Regions from separate parts of the Homo sapiens genome. Here region 2 is linked to region 1. A link is a loop called in an ENCODE intact Hi-C map of the cell type or tissue named here. Cell type or tissue: B cell. All regions are shown on one strand. Links, peaks and the distances in the headings refer to the core of each region. The heading gives the core; the rest is flanking DNA.

Region 1 (2,817 bases), core at 8-2,507:
CCTTTGCTCACCAATGTATACAGAACTCAACTAAAAATAAACGGATGGTGAACAAATAAATAATAAATATGTAAGTATAGAGCAATTATTTACTTTTCTGAAAGATGATCTTTTTGGCCTGGCAGTCTTTCAACTTTTAATTCCATTCTGATTAGCTTCATAAAATTTTGGTTAAATTCAAAACCTGCTGGTGGAATGCCTTAAACATTATAATATTCATCTGTCCACATACCAAGAACTCAGCAAATAATTTTTAACTTACTATCAGTTACATTGAGGTACAGATGTCCCATATTTGCTTTGGAGATATATGCTATATACATATATTTTATAAGATAATTTCTTTTGCAACGAAAAGTGATGGGTAGAAATAATTGGTTTGTTGGGTGAAGGGCAATTAGCGGTATCATATAAAAGCTCAAGTTTAGTACCACAATTTCTTTTTTGCTTTAGAAAAGAAAGGTACACCAACACCCACATTGGTTAAAGTTTGGTTTAGTTGTAATCCACATCATATAGTGGCGAAAAATTTATTTATGAGGTGGTTTAAACCTTCTCATGCCATCACCTGTTTACCTGTGACAAACCTCCCATTAATGTCTACCCTTGTTATCTCCAATGACGGCTGTTTCTTGTTGAACATTTATTGCTCTTCTGCTGGAATTTACCAAATAGCCTTGAGCAAAATCTCAACTTAGTGATGAAACCGTGCTCTTTAATGAAGAGTCTCACAGAATTCATGTTCTATCAAAGAATTATGTGAAGAAGTTTCCAGAGATCTCAGCAAAATTTAACATGTGGCTGAACCATTCAAAAATGAGAAACCAAAGAAGGATGCCGATGCTATAGAAACTGCCAACATTTTTTTTTTGCTCAATTAAACTGATAGCCTGAATGTGAAGCAGCAGATAGAAGCATGAAATGAATTTCAGTATGGATAAGATGGTTTCAATCGTTAAGACACTGAAAAAATCCAAACAACACAACTGGGATAGATAAACAGATGTACAGGAAAATGTTTCCTAATTCTCACTTCCCTTTAGAAAATGCAGTTGTTGAAGTCAGAATAATAATCATGATAACTGTCTGATGAAAGATTTAGACTAAGTATCTGTAAAAACACCAAAAATCTCAGAATTACAAAGAAAGCTTTGGCTGTGTATCCCTTATCTTTAAAACAGTTCAAGTCTTACAAATTAGGGGGTGCTAAGGTTTTCCAAACCTAGGCCTACAATAGAAAGTTGATTGAAATAAAAAATCCCTATCTGGCCTTTGGTTTAACTGTACAGGATCACATTAAGTCTAATTTCTCTTCAACAGTCAGGACATATCATCATCTTCTGTCTATGAAGGATAAGCAGAACGCTGAGAGTTACAAGGGGAAAGGCTCAGACAGCATTTAGTTCCTGTTTCATGAAGCTATGAATAGTTTGAGTACGAGCCCTGACAAAGTAAAAAGCAGGAAGTGCATGACTGTAGAGGGCAGGTTAAGAAATGATGAATGCTTAGCTTTAAGTATTTAATCTGGTAGCTTGCAGGCCTCCAAAGGTGGTAGAAGTTAACCTCCTGTGCTGCAGTTCTGGAGAGGCATTTAATTCTTCCAGGGGGAAAAAGTGCTAACTCCTTGATTTTCCAAAGAAAGTCTAAGGAAAGTAAAAAGGTGAAGGGGTTGGTGTTTAGAAGAGTCACTAGCCTTCAACAGAGTAAGAGTTTTTTCTGAGTGCAAAGACACAGCTCTGCTCAACTTTTTTTTCCCATGGGGAAAACAACTATTTTAATAATTGTAATATTTCAAGTATTTATCTCATTTTTTAACTTTTAATTTTGGAACAGCGTCTTGCTTTGTCATCCAGGCTGGAGTGCAGTGGCACCATCACAGCTCACTGCAGCCTTGACTTCCTGGTTCACACTCACACCTCAGCCTCCAGAGTAGCTGCGACTACAGGCGCGCACCATCATGCCTGGCTAATTAAAAAAATCTTTTTTTTTTTTTTTTTTTGTAGAGATAGGGCCTTTCTATGTTGCCTAGGGTGGTCTCAAATTCCTGGGCTCAAGGGATCCTCCCACCTCAGCCTCCCAAAATGCTGGGATTACAGCTGTGAGCCACCACATCTAGCCTAAAGTATTTATTTTAAATACATGTGCCTATATATGTATGACTCTAAATATGAGTCAAACAATGCATTTTTAGGTTGACCATTCAGTGTATTTGCCTATAGGTACATAACTAAATCAGAAATTTGAAACATACAGTATACTCAGACACAGGGACTCAGGAAATGAAATTCATTAGTAGAACAAGGAATTCTAGCTGCACAAAAACAACATCTCATAACACTTCCACGTTTAGGTTTAAAAACTGAGTAAAAGTATGATTTAAATCTGAGCTTCAAAGAAACTGAAAACAATCCACATTGTTTTGGAATCCCGTGTTTGCAAAGTCTGAGAATATACGGTAGAATTTGTTAAGGGTTAGACAGGTAATTATTCTAAGTGGTAACATCTACAGAATCTATGGAAACGACACTTTTGATTTACTTATATTCAAATACCATTTACTGAATACAGTTGTCTGCATTTTCCAGGCACGGTGGTTAAGTATGAGGGAGATCTCAGAAATATTTATGTATGACTCCTATTACAAGATGTGATCTTTTTCAGACAACCACCAGTAAGCTCTGGATTTATGTCTTCAAGAGGAAGGTATAAAAGTCCTCAAGAAGGCATTTAATTACGCCTGCAATCTCAGCACTTTGGGAGGCGGAGGCTGGCGGATCACGAGGTCAGGAGATCCAGACCAACCTGGCTAACACGGTG
Region 2 (2,817 bases), core at 141-2,640, 100 kb after region 1:
CAAACTTGTATCTTAAAAGATGCAGAACTATTTAGGGCAAAAAGTACACAGAGAATGAGAAAGAAAAAAGATGTCACTGCATTTAACAAAAGAGTTAACAATATTGTTAACAATAACAAGAGTTAGCCATGAAGTAATTAGGATATAGTACTTGAAACTGGCACCACCTTTTACCAGGCATTACAATATTGCTATGAGTTCACAAAGCTCTGTTAGAGCAGAGGAAAAAGAAGGATTTGAATTCTGTCACTGTACTAGCAACACCACCTAGGGATGAGGAAGACAATATCTAATAGAATAACAAATAAAGTAAGTATACATGATTCATCAAGCTCTTCAATAAAAATGTATTTTAGAATTTATCAACATCCCTTTTGAATCATGTTTCAAAAATCACACAATCTGTTCAAACACGGATAGACCCCCAGATAAATCAGAATCTCTCTCTCTGTTACCACGCCTCTGTGGACTTAGAAATCACCACTTAGATTTGTAAACAAGGCTTAGTTTCATTATTGTAAATCAATTTGGCAGGACTTATCACTCCACAGAGAGCTGAAATAATTGAATTTCTGGACTTCTAAGGAAGAAGGTTTAAGTACATTAAGGCTTCCAAAAGGAAGATCACCAACTCTTCTTTAGCAGAAAATGCCCCTGGAGAATTTTGAACCATTTCTTGATCTAGTGGCAACTGGATGTTATCAGTGGCAACTAAGGTATCTGTCTACACCTGCTGAGGCTCACAAGTAAAAACTAAAAAGTACTGTGAATCTCTGTGATAATGGAGCGTAAAGCTACCACTTAAGTCTTTATTACTAGTAAGTAACGGATTTTAAGAAAAAAAGAGATACTCAAATCTATCTATAGATAACCAAAAAACCAAACAAAACACCCAGAAAAATCTAAGGTTGAAGAACATATATAATTTGAGACTTTTGAAACAAAACACCCAGAAAAATCTAAGGTTGAAGAACATGTATAATTTGAGACTTCTGATCAGAGCCTTCCTCAATAATGTAAGTTTAAAAACTATTACCAAAGTGACAAGATCCCATGTCAGATAGCAGAATGAGAACAAGGCTACTCTTCAACTTAGTCATCCTCTTTTATCACTACAACTTCAATCATAGATGTAAATGGAAATTTCTGCTTCCTTTGCTACTTTTCTGCTTGACTGAATTTTATAATGAAAAACGTCTGTTCCTTCCAGGCAGAGCACGAGTGTCATTCAAATTGTACACACCAGGCAAAGAGTGAATGCATTTGTTTAGATGCAAAAATCATTTAAATATGTGTCATTATAGGCTGCAGCACATTTGCGGATTCGGCAGTTTAAAATTCTCTTAAGCAATAAAGCAAGGCATCAAATGAAAGTGCACTCAGGCTTCAAACATCTTCAGACTATGTTTTCCTGTTTGCACACAGCGAGCCCCGCCTTCCTTTCCTGACCCCACTCAAACAGAAAGCAGTGGAACCATGCCCTAGCCCATCCTATTACCCCAAACGTCTTCCAGGTCAGCAATCCAAAGTCACGTGAAAGCTCCATCTTCAGTTTCCCTCTCCAGGGAGCAAATATTTTGAAGAGCAAGCATTCCAAGCAAGCAGAAACTCAGCCTTTAAATCAAACTAAGCTTAAAAGTAAGGTCCTGCCGCACACAGAAGGCAACAGAAAAGTGTCTGAAGAGATAGCTCCCATTTTATATTTAACATTTAGAAATGAGAAAACTGTGTGTGATTAATGCTTATAATTAGAGGGGGTTAACCCTTATTTCAAATAATGTAGTTCCTGTCTTTCATTTAAAATTATAAAGATGACTAAAATGTACATGAAAGGAAAATTACAGTTAGGATCTGCTGTGTTTTAACCCAGAACTGTGGTTTTTTGAAGAAAATGCTGGAAAAGATTCTGATTTGGTAAGAATATCTGGATATGAGAATCTTCTAAGAAAGGTGATTTACCATTTTCAGGCCAAAGGCAGAGAGTTTCTAACAATGATAAAATTAACAGGCTGTAGGATCTTCATTCTCTAAGCTTCAGGTGACCCTTTTAATGACTAAATAAAGTGTGTACTCAAGGTCACCCACGAGGAAGAAAAAGGTCAGTTCCCTCTCTTGAGGGACCCCCTCCCCACTCACGCTATTACACAGCAATTCTAGAGATTCACTTCATTTTTGGTTTATGTTCAAACTGTCTGGATATTTCAGGGCCTTCGCTTTTAAGTTTCCATAATAGGGCAGTTGACTATTTATATAAGTCCCTGGAAAATGTGTATTTTTAACGTCATCTAGAGTAGGCCACCTTTGGGGGAAAACAGCTAATGGGTTAAAAAGCCAACTGGTGTACCAAGTATGTACAAAAGACATCTTTTATAACAGTTCTCACGTGCAAAAGAACATTCATTAAGTATAACAATAAATAACAGGCAATATGTGCATTTTTCCAGACCCTAAGCACTTGATAAAGCCATATTGTCATTTTACACTCATTTTTAGTAGCTGTTTAATTGGTATTCCTGTATAGGACAGTTTTGTAGGTTTCCGGATTATTTCACATTCTCTTCTTCCTAGTTATAAATTTTGGTACAACTGTAAGCTCTCCTCACACTGTAATAATTACATTGCTGAGACCACATCTGTTTTTTTAAAAAAGATATTTTGCAAAAAATATATTTAAGTTGAAGTATCTGAAATACTTTTCAACGTCAAACTTTGAGAGGATTATGCTTAATTATATATCTTCACATCTTTAAATTGTTAAAAATGAATGCATAAATATTTCCTAGGGATTTATGCTTGATTCATTTGATTCTTACATAC

The links. A loop is a pair of places that touch in the nucleus more often than their neighbours do. Peaks named below come from ENCODE experiments on the same cell type or tissue, not always from the same donor. Only the 100,000 strongest peaks of a DNase experiment are listed, where the experiment ranks them.
Region 2: a loop joins it to region 1, with 2.0 times the contacts of the local background. A loop is called at or near these places in 1 of 110 quality-filtered maps.

Annotation. Positions count from the first base shown.
Region 1 is chr21:25,966,343-25,969,159 of GRCh38, forward strand. All of the region lies in intron 11 of APP (amyloid beta precursor protein), which reads right to left. Among named protein-coding and RNA genes, the nearest start is that of APP, 200 kb to the right of the region's middle. RefSeq lists an enhancer at 1,638-1,747. In B cell, for the core only: no CTCF peak of the experiment used is centred there; a DNase peak (open chromatin) is centred at 1,419; H3K4me3 peaks cover 1,178 bases; H3K27ac peaks cover 2,282 bases.
Region 2 is chr21:26,069,801-26,072,617 of GRCh38, forward strand. The region is part of intron 3 of APP (amyloid beta precursor protein); the gene reads right to left. Among named protein-coding and RNA genes, the nearest start is that of APP, 100 kb to the right of the region's middle. In B cell, for the core only: no CTCF peak of the experiment used is centred there; a DNase peak (open chromatin) is centred at 1,371; H3K4me3 peaks cover 862 bases; H3K27ac peaks cover 2,113 bases.